2 separate regions of the Homo sapiens genome follow, and region 1 is linked to region 2. Evidence: read pairs that join two places in POLR2A ChIA-PET (ENCODE). Cell type or tissue: endothelial cell of umbilical vein. All regions are shown on one strand. Each heading gives the region's core, and the rest is flanking DNA. Links, peaks and the distances in the headings are about the cores only.

Region 1 (5,381 bases), core at 219-5,218, 230 kb after region 2:
TCAAAACCACAATGAGATACCATCTCACACCAGTCAGAATGGCTATTACTAAAAAGTCAAAAAAATGACAGATGCTGGCAAGGTTGCGGAGAAAAAGAAACACTTGTACATTGTTGGTGGGAGTGTAAATTAGTTCAGCCATTGTGGAAGACAATTTCTGTAAGATCTAAAAACAGAACTACCATTCAACCCAGCAATTCCATTACTGGGTATACACCCAAAGGAATATAAATCGTTCTACCATAAAGACACATGCACACATATGTTCATGTGCAGCACTAGTCACAATAGCAAAGACATGGAATCAACCTAAATGCCCATCAACGGTAATCTGGATAAAGAAAATGTGGTACATATATACAAGGAATATTATGCAGCCATAAAAAAGAACAAGATCATGTCCTTTGCAGGAACATGGATGGAGCTGAAGGCCATTATCCTTAGCAAAGTAACATAGGAACAGAAAATCAAATCCTGCATGTTCTCACTTATAAGTGGGAGCTAAATGATGAGAACACATGGACACATAGAGGAAAACAACAGACACAGGAGCCTATTGGAGGGTGGAAGTTGAGAGGAGGGAGAAGATCAGGAAAAATAAATAGGTAGTAGACGTAATACCTGGGTGACGAAATAATCTGTAAAACAAACCCCTGTGACACAAATTTACCTATATAACAAACCTGCACATGTACTCCTGAACTTAAAAGTTAAAAAAAAAAAGGTTTGGGGTCTTGTGCATCTGGTTTTCATCTGCAATCAGAAAATGCAGTGCTCTAACAATGTTAGACATCATGCAGACCACGTACTCATGCATAATTATGAAATATCACATGAGGAGGCAGAGCCCTTCAGTGTAATGAATTCCATTCCCTTCCCTATTTCCCCTTGGGTTTTACATAATATGTTTATATTTTCTGCTTATAATAATACAAGATTCATTTTAGAAAATTGGTTAGAATTCTAAAATAATATATAATATCACTATCCGTGATAGTGACTATTAATACCTCAGTATTTTTCCTTTCAGTCAATGTTTTCTCCTGTGTGGATATATGTAAATTTTTCACAAAATTGAAATTATTCCATGTACACCACTATGTACTTTGGTTTGTTCTGTCATTTTTCACTTAGCTTTTTATAATATAAACATTTTCCCATGCCATTCAAGAGCATGATTTAACGTGGCCACATAATAGTTCATCTTCTAGAAGTTCCTTACTTTAGCCAGTTAAAAGTTCTCTGCTATTGAGTGCTTGTATTGTTCCCAATGTTCTTTGGGTATAAGTAACACAGTGGTGAGCATCCTTGTTAAAACCGAGCTTGCATCAATCCTATTTCCCTAGTTGAGATCCCTAGAAGTGTAAATTTTGGGTCAAAGGCTGGGTATATTTTTATAACTCTTCGTACGTAATGCCAAATTGATCTCCAGAAAGAACAAACTTATTCACAATCTTGGCAGTAGCATATTGGCAGTAGCTGTAGTGAGATGGCGGTAGAATGGCCATCTGACTATGGCAACCCTTGATTTCTTTCTTCCATGATTTAGCACAATTCTCACTGAGCCTCAGGAGTTCTTTGGTTCCTCTCTGAGTCTTTCTGCATTAGATTCTGTGTTAATTCTCATCTCATCTCCATTGTTCATGGTTGGTGCTCAACCATCCAAATCCTGCACCTTCTGTCCCAAGACTGAGAAGACTCCATTTGGGAAGAACATCAACAGCCCTCCCCTACTAATCAGTAGGGGTCTGGAAATGGTCTTTGGCTCACAGGCTGAAACCTAAGACACAGATGCTTTGGTGTGTTTGGGCAGTGGTTCTCCCTAATGCCCCTGGATGCCCATCTGTGGCTGCCTTCCACTTGCTTCTTTTGGGCTCTTGAGTTCACTCAGGGGAGTCCCATCCTATGTTCTGCCATCAAGCTGATATTTGCTTTCTCTGCATCATCTCGGCCTGCCTTATTACCTGGGGCTCAGTCACCTGGTCATCTCTTGCTCTTCTCCACCTTCTACTAGATAGACTTCCCCAGATGATTTAGCTTTGCATGTCACAATCCTCCATCTCACCCCATCCCCGGTCTTTGCCAAGGCCACTGATCCCTTATGCTGATCTCCTGTATTAGTCGTTGCTTTGACTTTGGCACTTGTGAAATGGGGCTATATTTTCTATGCATTTGTTTAATCTTGGTCTCTTATTGCCACCCCCTCCTTTGGGTTGCCACTTCTGCCCTAGCTTTGCCCCTGACTCTGGTGACTCCCTTTCACTTTGGCTCAAGGCTTTACTATTCCCAGCATGCCCTGGCCCGTATGTTACAAGCCCAGTGAGAAACTGATACTTCAAGACTTTGCTTCAGAATATGAAAGGAGTGTATTAATTATGCATAGAAGGGCCATGGCAGTTTGCCAGCTGCATCTTAACGAACTCTATTCCACTCCCCAGACATCCCAGCCCTTCCCTACTTCTGTTAGGTCCTTCCTGACTCATTTTGTTGAAGCTCCATCTCTGGCTTCAGCATCCTGACTTGCTTCTGACCTCTGGCCCACCATATGATATCTCAGTGCCCAGTTTGGCTCCCCTTCTGCCTTGGCATTGCTGACCGGGTCTGGCTTCCCTGTGAGCTGAATCTATAAGCTGCCCTGGCAGGCATGACCTCGCATTCCTGATGGGCCTGCTTCCTCCTTGGCTCTGGCCCTGCTCCAGAAGCTATGTGGATAGGATATTTTAACCCCTCCAATTTCAGTTTTCTACTGAGAATGTGGGGCCTAATATGTGAGTATGGGCAGTCCAGTCTCAGACCATCCTTTTTCCAGCAAATCCTTTCCAGGGACATACCTTGGGAAGGAAAGTGGATAATAGGGGCAGCCACTCAGAACTGAAGAAACTCTAAGAAATACACCAGCAATTATTGCCTGGAATGCCCTGATCATCCCTCTATAGCGTGTTCTTACCCAGTTCTATGTTACCAATTTTGAAAAGCTACCAAGGTGCTTTTATCTAACAGTTGTGGGGGTCTCCCACCTTTCTACTGCTTCTGCTCCCCAGACTCCAGTGACTTTTTCCTTAGACCTATTGCTGAATGTCTGAATCACCCTGCTTCAAGGGTGGGGGTGACTGGTCACCTTAGTAGGTTCTACAAGGTGAGAGGCTGTGGGTGCTATTTCACCAGAGGGAATGGGGGAGCACCAAAATCAAAAGAGTGAGGATATGTTTCTTGGTTCATGGGAGCCAAAGTCCAAAAATCCATGAGTGTCTGGTGCCCCTCCACTCTAGCAGCTGCTATAGACTTGGCATAGAACAAGCATGTGATGCAGGGAGACTGGGAAGAAACATTGCTTTTGTTTCTGGGCTATTTTATGAGCCAGCAGGGCAAGGCACATGGTGGTGTTCTTTCTGGTCAAGCTGCATTTGATTAAAGGAAACCGAAATCTACTTAGGGTTCAGGCGATTAGAATAAGAGGAAGAGCTGGCCTTTCTACAGCAATGCTAGCAGGAAAATAGAAAATGACAGGCAAATGGACTGGCATGTCCAGAGCAGTGAGTCAGCCAGGCTCAAAAGCCAGGCATTGAATGAACACTGGTCACTGTCATTCTGCTCCTTCTATGGCATGCTTATTCCTTGGTTTCCTCCTGATTACAAAAAGACTAGAAACTCCTGGGGCCCGTGCTAGTCCAGAAACTCCTCTCAACAAATCAATATTCTCTCACCTCCAAATTATGTTGGGGAGTTATCGGAGCTTTGAATGGAGTTCTGAGTCTCTCTTCCTGATAGGGACTAATTTTTTCTGAATAGTGTGCTCACTGTGCTAACTGAAGAGCTAACTCCTTACCTCTTCCATCTCTTCTTTCCTTCCCCCTTCATGAACTGAGCCCCTTCATACTATGGCCTTTGCTTCTTTTCACCTGCATTGTGGTGGGGCTCAGGGTGTAGAACACAGAGAGAGGCTGGGAGAACCAACTCATTCCCATAACTCTGGTTCTAAAGAATACCATTCAGGTGGAGTACCTGTTAATCCATCCTTATTAAATTCATGGTAACTTATCTCTTAGTATTCATAGCCTCTCTAGCACTGAAGTTTTCCATCCTAAGTGACTTGAATCAAACTTTCTGATTGCCTTCACGTTCCAGAGACACATACACAAATCAACTATTTGCGAAAACCAATCATTATCTCCTAAAGGAGGCACACCTATTGACATTCTTAAAGCTTTACAACTTTGGACATCTTACATGTGAGGAAACTAAGGCTCAATGAGGTGAAGTGACTTACTTGCCCAAGGTCACATGAGTTAATGGTAGAGCCAGGACAAGAAGTCAGATCTGCTCTCAATCCAGGGATCTTTCTATTATGCTATCATGCCTTCCTCAGGATTTTGCTCATCTTTGGCTTATGCAACACTATATCTCAAGTTGAAATTACTCCCATAGCTTAGAAATAGGACAGTTGCCTCGTTAGCATTTTCTTTCTGCCTTTCTACAAAGGAGTCTCAAAGTACTATGGACTGTTAAAGTAGAAAACTGGGACCTTATGGGGCCATCTTAGCTCCTCAACAGGTGTGTTAGTAATCCCAAATTCTGGAAAGTCATTGCTGGTGTGTTCTCAATTAGGATGTGGTCTATAGTTTTGGTTTCCAAAGGCTACAGTGTCACAAGTCTTGCATATGGATTGTGGCCATGAATATCCTTGAGTGACCTATGTTAAGTACTGGGATCAGGTAAAAGTGTAATGTGACTGTCAAATCCTATTTTCATTTTTCTTTCTCTCACTCAGTTTTCTCATTCATAAAATGAGTATTCTTTGAGGTCACTGTATGAAATAATCCAGGAAAAAGGCTTAACACTGAGCATATCTAATAGTCAGTGCCTCCCAAATAATAGTTGTGAGTGAAAATTTAATTCACCTATGTTTAATCTTCCATTTTATACACGAATATAATAAAACATTGTGGAAAGATAGCATAACATAAATAATGAAATAGTGGGCTCCAGTGCCAAACAAATCTGGAATCGTATCCTGACCTGGCCACTTGCTAACTGTGTGATCATGGGTAAATTACATAACTTTTCCAAGACTCAGTTTTCTCATTCATCAAATGAGCATTACTTGAGATCACTATATAAAATAATCCAGGAAAAAGGCTTAACACTGAGCATATCTAATAGCCAGTGCCTCCCAAATAATAGTTGTATTATTGCATTCCTTTGAACTATCCCAGTCTTCACTATATAATAAGAGACCTTGGATGCTCAAGCTGCTAGATGAAATAACTACATTTTTTTGGCATATTGGTGGTGCTAATATTTGTTCTGTTACTTTTTTCCCCTTTCTGTAGCTCTCTTCATTATTTTCACATGGCAAACATAAACTTCTTCTGATAAACAAA
Region 2 (5,353 bases), core at 354-5,353:
ACCCTCTGCTGTAAACTCTGCTACACTCACACATGCTTTGTGTGGCTGTGGGTTTGATAAAAGTTCATGGAAGGAGCTAGTTGGTGCCCAGGCTGACACATGTAGAAGAGAGACTTCTAGAATCCACAGGAATTTTGGTCCCCATGTTTTCAAAGCCCATAGACCACTAAATAAGGGTTCAAAATGATTTTATGTTGATCTCAAAGGGGCCAGGAGACTGACGTCTGAGTTGTATTTGATAAACATTAAGGACTCTGCCAGCTGTCACTCATGCAGACAGAGATGGATCAGAGGCCTGGTGGAGATGACAGGAGGAGATGAGGATGATGACATGGCAGGCCGAGAGACTGGGGATACAGCATGAGGAGCTGAGGGATGAAGCTACCAACCTGACCTCCGTAAGAATCCTCATTCATCCAAAGTGTCCCCATCTAGACCTAACTCAGTCTGTTATTCCTTTGTCACTCAAAGCCATCTAGGATGCAAAATGCCTACTACTGGGGAGTCAGATACTATGGAGGAGTATTTGCCTGCTTTGTTGTTTCATGACTTTTTCCTTAGACTTTTTTTTTTTTTTGAGATGGATTTTGCTCTTGTCGCTCAGGCTGCAGTGCAGTGGCACAATCTCTGCTCACTGCAACCTCTGCCTCCCAGGTTCAAGTGATTCTCCTGCCTCAGCCTCCCGAGTAGCTGGAATTACAGGTGCGCGCCACCACACCTAGCTAATTTTTGTATTTTTAGTACAGATGGGGTTTCACCATGTTGGCCAGGCTGGTCTCGAACTCAGGTGGTCCATCTGCCTTGGCCTCCCAAATTGCTGGGATTACAGGCATGAGCCACTGTGCCCAGCCCCTTAGACTTTCGAGATGGAACTTGGGAGGGAGGCAAGGAAGGGAACAAGCCACTGGCTCCAGCACCATACCCGCAAACAGAGGTCCTGAATCAGAATCCTCCGTGACCTTCAGAAAAATCTGTCAAGAAGAAAAAAAGAGAGAATTTTGTTTAGTCATTCTTATTCTCAGAAAAATCTAACCCAAGCTCTGTTTTGTTGGGTATTGCTTCATAATGGGAAGAAAATCCATTACGACTCTATCTGAGAACATCATCTTCTATAAATACAAAAACGTAAGCACACAGTAACCACAAGTACATAAAATTTGTATGCATGCAGAGATGGGGGAACTATGCCAAAAATAAAGATAGTTGCTATGCTTGGGTGGGGAACGATGGCTTTTTGCTTTTACAAAACTTTGCTCTAATGTTAGACTTTTTCAAAGAACCGCCACTTCTGGCACTTGACAGAAACCAGCTGGAATCTCTACTTTACCTCTTCCAGGGGAGTGTCAGAAATTCCAAAACTGCTGAGACCAAGGTCAGCCAGCGTCTCCTCCAGCTCTCTGAAAAGGCTGGCATATGCTCTGTGCTTGAAGTTCTTATTTGGAAGAAGGAAGATAAGTTCTTGACCAATGCACTCCACCAGCTTTGCCTCTGGAACATGGTGGAGAACTACATCCATCAGCTCATTTACATCCCCTAGGACAAGAAAAAAGACTGATGCCAGCTCTGTTTTCCAGAAACTGGAAGACTGTGAGGTTACCCAGATTTCCTACTTCTCTCCACTTCCCCTTTGAAGAAGAGGTATTTTGTATCTCGGCAGTGACTCTTTCAGAGGACTGATGCTCCATCAAGTCTGCTTTTAGCTTAGTTGGCCCTGAGATCATCATTGAGAGGCAGAGGGAAACGGAAGCAAAGTCCTCCCGACTAGCTAGCTGTGCAACCTGGGGGCGGAGGTTGGTGGGGGGGTCATGCAACTTTCCTGTGCCAGTTCCTCCTCTGTTCAACGAAATGCTCTGTCCCCTCAAACTATGTTATGTTGGGTGGGTCACATTAGACTTTCCTCATCTGTGAAAAGGGGAAAATACTGGTATCCACTTCATTGTTGTTTTTGAGGACTGGATGAGTCAAACTACACAAAGCAGTTAGAGAAATACCTGGCACATAGGTGAGTGCTGGCTGCTATTATTATCCTTTACATCATCTCGGTAAGAAATCTCTTACTCATGGTTGTTTTTCATTCTCATTCACTGAAAACTTGAGGGCTAAGTCAAAGTTGTTTTCATTTTTCTGGTCTGTCACCAGCTATGGGGGACTTGCCCAAGACACAAACCTGGAACCGGTGACCAAGCTGAGTGAGAAGTACCTTCCCTAAATCACACACACATGCCTACTCTAACTTCTCAGAAGATTGCACAGTTTCTCTTGGGATTGCACCTGCCTCCACAAACAAAACTGAATCCTCAGGTCACAGGAAATGCAGAGGGGGGGTTGAGAAGCCATGGAGAGAGGCTGGGGGAGAGGGTAGGATATGCGGTGCGTATCATAGACTGTGAACAAGTGTCAGGTATCAACTGTTTATCTGACACATGTATACAGTCAGAATTGAATTTTATGTACAAATGTGTATTACTTTAAAATTAAAAATCTAACTGTGAAAACCTCACTTGCATGCACTTGAAGAGAGAGTTCTCTCGCACATTGTCTTGAGAGGCAGGTCAAAGGGAGAGGGATTCCAGGACTCAAAACATGACTCTTCAGAAAGCAGCTCTCAGAGTTGTGGACACCCAGTAGGTTCTTTTCTTTTTTTGTTGTTTAAAAAATGATCCATATGAAGGGATTTCATGGTTTTCAACCAAAATCCTTCTGCCTAGCCGGATTGGAAGTCTTGCTTTATGTCAAATCTGCAAGTTGGACTTGATTGTCTTTAGCTCTGAGATGACTTCATACGGAGGCTGGAGAGTCCTTTACGTTAAGGAAGCAGCTCTGCCCTAATAGCTCTCCAGGGGTCATATTCATTGTTCTTTTAGGAAGGAAATTGAACCCAAAGCTGCTGGATTCCCAGGAATTGTGTCTTAGGCATGTGTCAGCCTTTCCAGAAGTAGCTCTGTAGGTCAGCAGGGCTTTGGGCATCTGGGAGGGAGGTCTGTGAGTGTGTGTGTGGTATGTGGGTGTGTTTAAGTGAAAAGACTTTCAAGGAGCTAACTGGGGATTCAAATGATTTTCCCTTTCTTATTTGGGGCATAACTATTTAGTGCATTTCCCACCATTCACAGCATCCCGATTCTATACAAAGAAAACCTTTATTTAGAAATAAAGTAATTTAAAAAAAAGAATCATTCAGCCATGCAGGCCCTGTTTCCAATCTGATTTTGGCAAATCACAGTAACTTAACATATTAGTATCAATTTAAAACAAATATAAACTTCTTGACCAAGGTTCAGAGAGCAGGGAGATAGGTACCCACAGCAAGGCAGGCTAGGAGAAAGACCCAGAGATGTCATCCTAAAAAGATGTTTTCTGTTCATCACAGGGTCTCTCAGTGTAAAGAGAGGGCAGGTGCATGAACAGTGATGATGCCTCTCTGAGCATGTTCCCTCCAGTTGTAATGATCAGACAACGCAAATATTGCCCGGTTCTCTTGCTTCACCAGATTTCAGTTAGTAAATTCTTAACATTTGAAAAAGTTTGTGCTAAATAGAAAAATATGCCTTTTCTTTGATAAGCAGATACTTTCCCCATTCATTAACCTGCATCAGTACGTAAGTTTAGTTTTGCTCCTGTGTGGGAATACGCTTCTCACACATTCTCTCACATAGAGAGGGGATAGCCTCTCCACTGCAGCTCCTTGGAGATGGGGGCACCCCTGAGAGCTTCAGTGCATCCTAATTAAAGGGAGAATCACTGGGAAATTGGGAAGCTGAGGGGAGAATCAGGAGTATAACAGGGGTGTATGCTATTTCCAGACTTGCCATCCACATGTGCAATCTCTGACTCCACGAATTCACTGGAAGAGCCGTGCATCACCATGCTTCCACTAGAGGGCGCCACGGCACACATGTAGAAGAAGCTCTCCCCAGACACTAAGGAATGTGGCCTGGAGCCAGGGCAGGGGGACCCCAGGAATGATGGCTTACTAAGGGTAAGAGCACAGAGTGTATTCCTCATTAAAGGGAGAGGGCCTTTAGGTGCATGACTTTTAAAATCCCTTTGGGAATGAAGGAAGAAGGAAGAGGAGAAAGAAGCTCAAAGCAAAAGAACAACTGTGTGACCTGCAGAAGTACCCAGTGTTCTCTTTGCTCCCATTAAAATGCATCACAACAGGACACACCCAGCAATACTGGGAGATGGCTGCCAGACGGAACCCAAGTATGGCCCGTCCAGTCCTTACCATCCAGGACTTGTTCTGGAGTTAGGTCATCGACGTGGGCTGGACACGTGGTGGAGAAACCCTTAGACGAGCAGCTGCAGGTCCCCTGCAACAGATGGATGGGATGACTGACAAGATGCACATCCCTTCCATGACAGCCTCTCCCTGATGCCAGCTGCTGTCACCGCCCGCTTTATTTATTTCTCACTGCCAAGTGTAGTCAACACATTTTTTTCTTCACTGTTTAATCTGTTAATTCATCTGAGCATTTTGAGGGTGTAGTCGCTTGATTTTATCCTAGAGAGTGTGTGAGTCACACACAGAGAGGAGCAGAACCTCCAAGGGTCCCTTTGGCTTGTCATCAATTATGTGGCAGCTGTAGGTTCTGCCTGTGGGAGACATTCTGTGCCTCCCTCCCCGTGGATGGACATAGGAAACCCCAGCGGCAGCCAGACACTTAAACCAGAGGCATAAATAATGCTGCCATATCATAATCATGACCATTTGAATGTGAGCAATGCCTGTTCTTAAGAAGCCCAGAGCACATTTATAATACTTTATCTCACTTATCTTCACATCCCTAAGAAATAGAAGCAGAGGTCATTAGCTTCATGTTCCATGTGAAGAAGAAAAAAATACTAAAAAAAAGGAGGAATTAAATAATTTGCCTAGGATGACACAGTTTGTTCACTTCGCAGCACAGACATAAAACTGGGTCTCCTGATGTGCTGAAGTGGTCTCTGCTGGTTGGTACTTTTTGCCTTCATCATTTTTATGTTATAGCACCCAAGGAGGCCTCTTCTTAGTTTTCACTTACCACTGAAATTCAGGTTTAATTAGGGAATATTAATGTTGAAATGAAGCTCAACCAATTGCTCTTAAAACAGCCTAACCTTACAGAATAAGACACTCACTTCTATGTTGCACCAAACCGCACCAAACTGGTGTGTAATCTGGCATGTAATACTTGCAGACCATTTAAAGCTAGTTGTTTCATTTTGGCTAAAGCATCTCTGTAGGAGGAGGCTTCAGAATGTGTTCATCGAAATCTTCTGCAAATGGTCCCAGAACAAAGACACTGATTCTGGTGGCGAGAGCCTGTGTGAGTAGCCATGTCTGGAGTGGCAGCCCCGTGCTGTGTGCTCCTTC

What was found. ChIA-PET counts read pairs that join two places held together with the same protein. Peaks named below come from ENCODE experiments on the same cell type or tissue, not always from the same donor. Only the 100,000 strongest peaks of a DNase experiment are listed, where the experiment ranks them.
Region 1: POLR2A ChIA-PET joins it to region 2 with 6 read pairs; 3 of 35 experiments call an interaction of 5 or more read pairs at or near these places.

What each region holds. Positions count from the first base shown.
Region 1 is chr1:94,262,684-94,268,064 of GRCh38, forward strand. All of the region lies in intron 2 of ARHGAP29-AS1 (ARHGAP29 antisense RNA 1), which reads left to right. It also overlaps a transcript of ARHGAP29 not described here. Among named protein-coding and RNA genes, the nearest start is that of ARHGAP29-AS1, 18 kb to the left of the region's middle. In endothelial cell of umbilical vein, for the core only: no CTCF peak of the experiment used is centred there; DNase peaks (open chromatin) are centred at 2,548 and 3,398; H3K27ac peaks cover 1,976 bases.
Region 2 is chr1:94,035,818-94,041,170 of GRCh38, forward strand. It overlaps ABCA4 (ATP binding cassette subfamily A member 4), which reads right to left. Exons shown (of 50, transcript NM_000350.3): 24 at 4,226-4,310; 25 at 1,328-1,533; 26 at 923-971. Among named protein-coding and RNA genes, the nearest start is that of ABCA4, 83 kb to the right of the region's middle. RefSeq lists an enhancer at 815-2,014. In endothelial cell of umbilical vein, for the core only: a CTCF peak has its summit at 3,861 (motif pointing right); DNase peaks (open chromatin) are centred at 2,884 and 3,904; H3K27ac peaks cover 3,365 bases.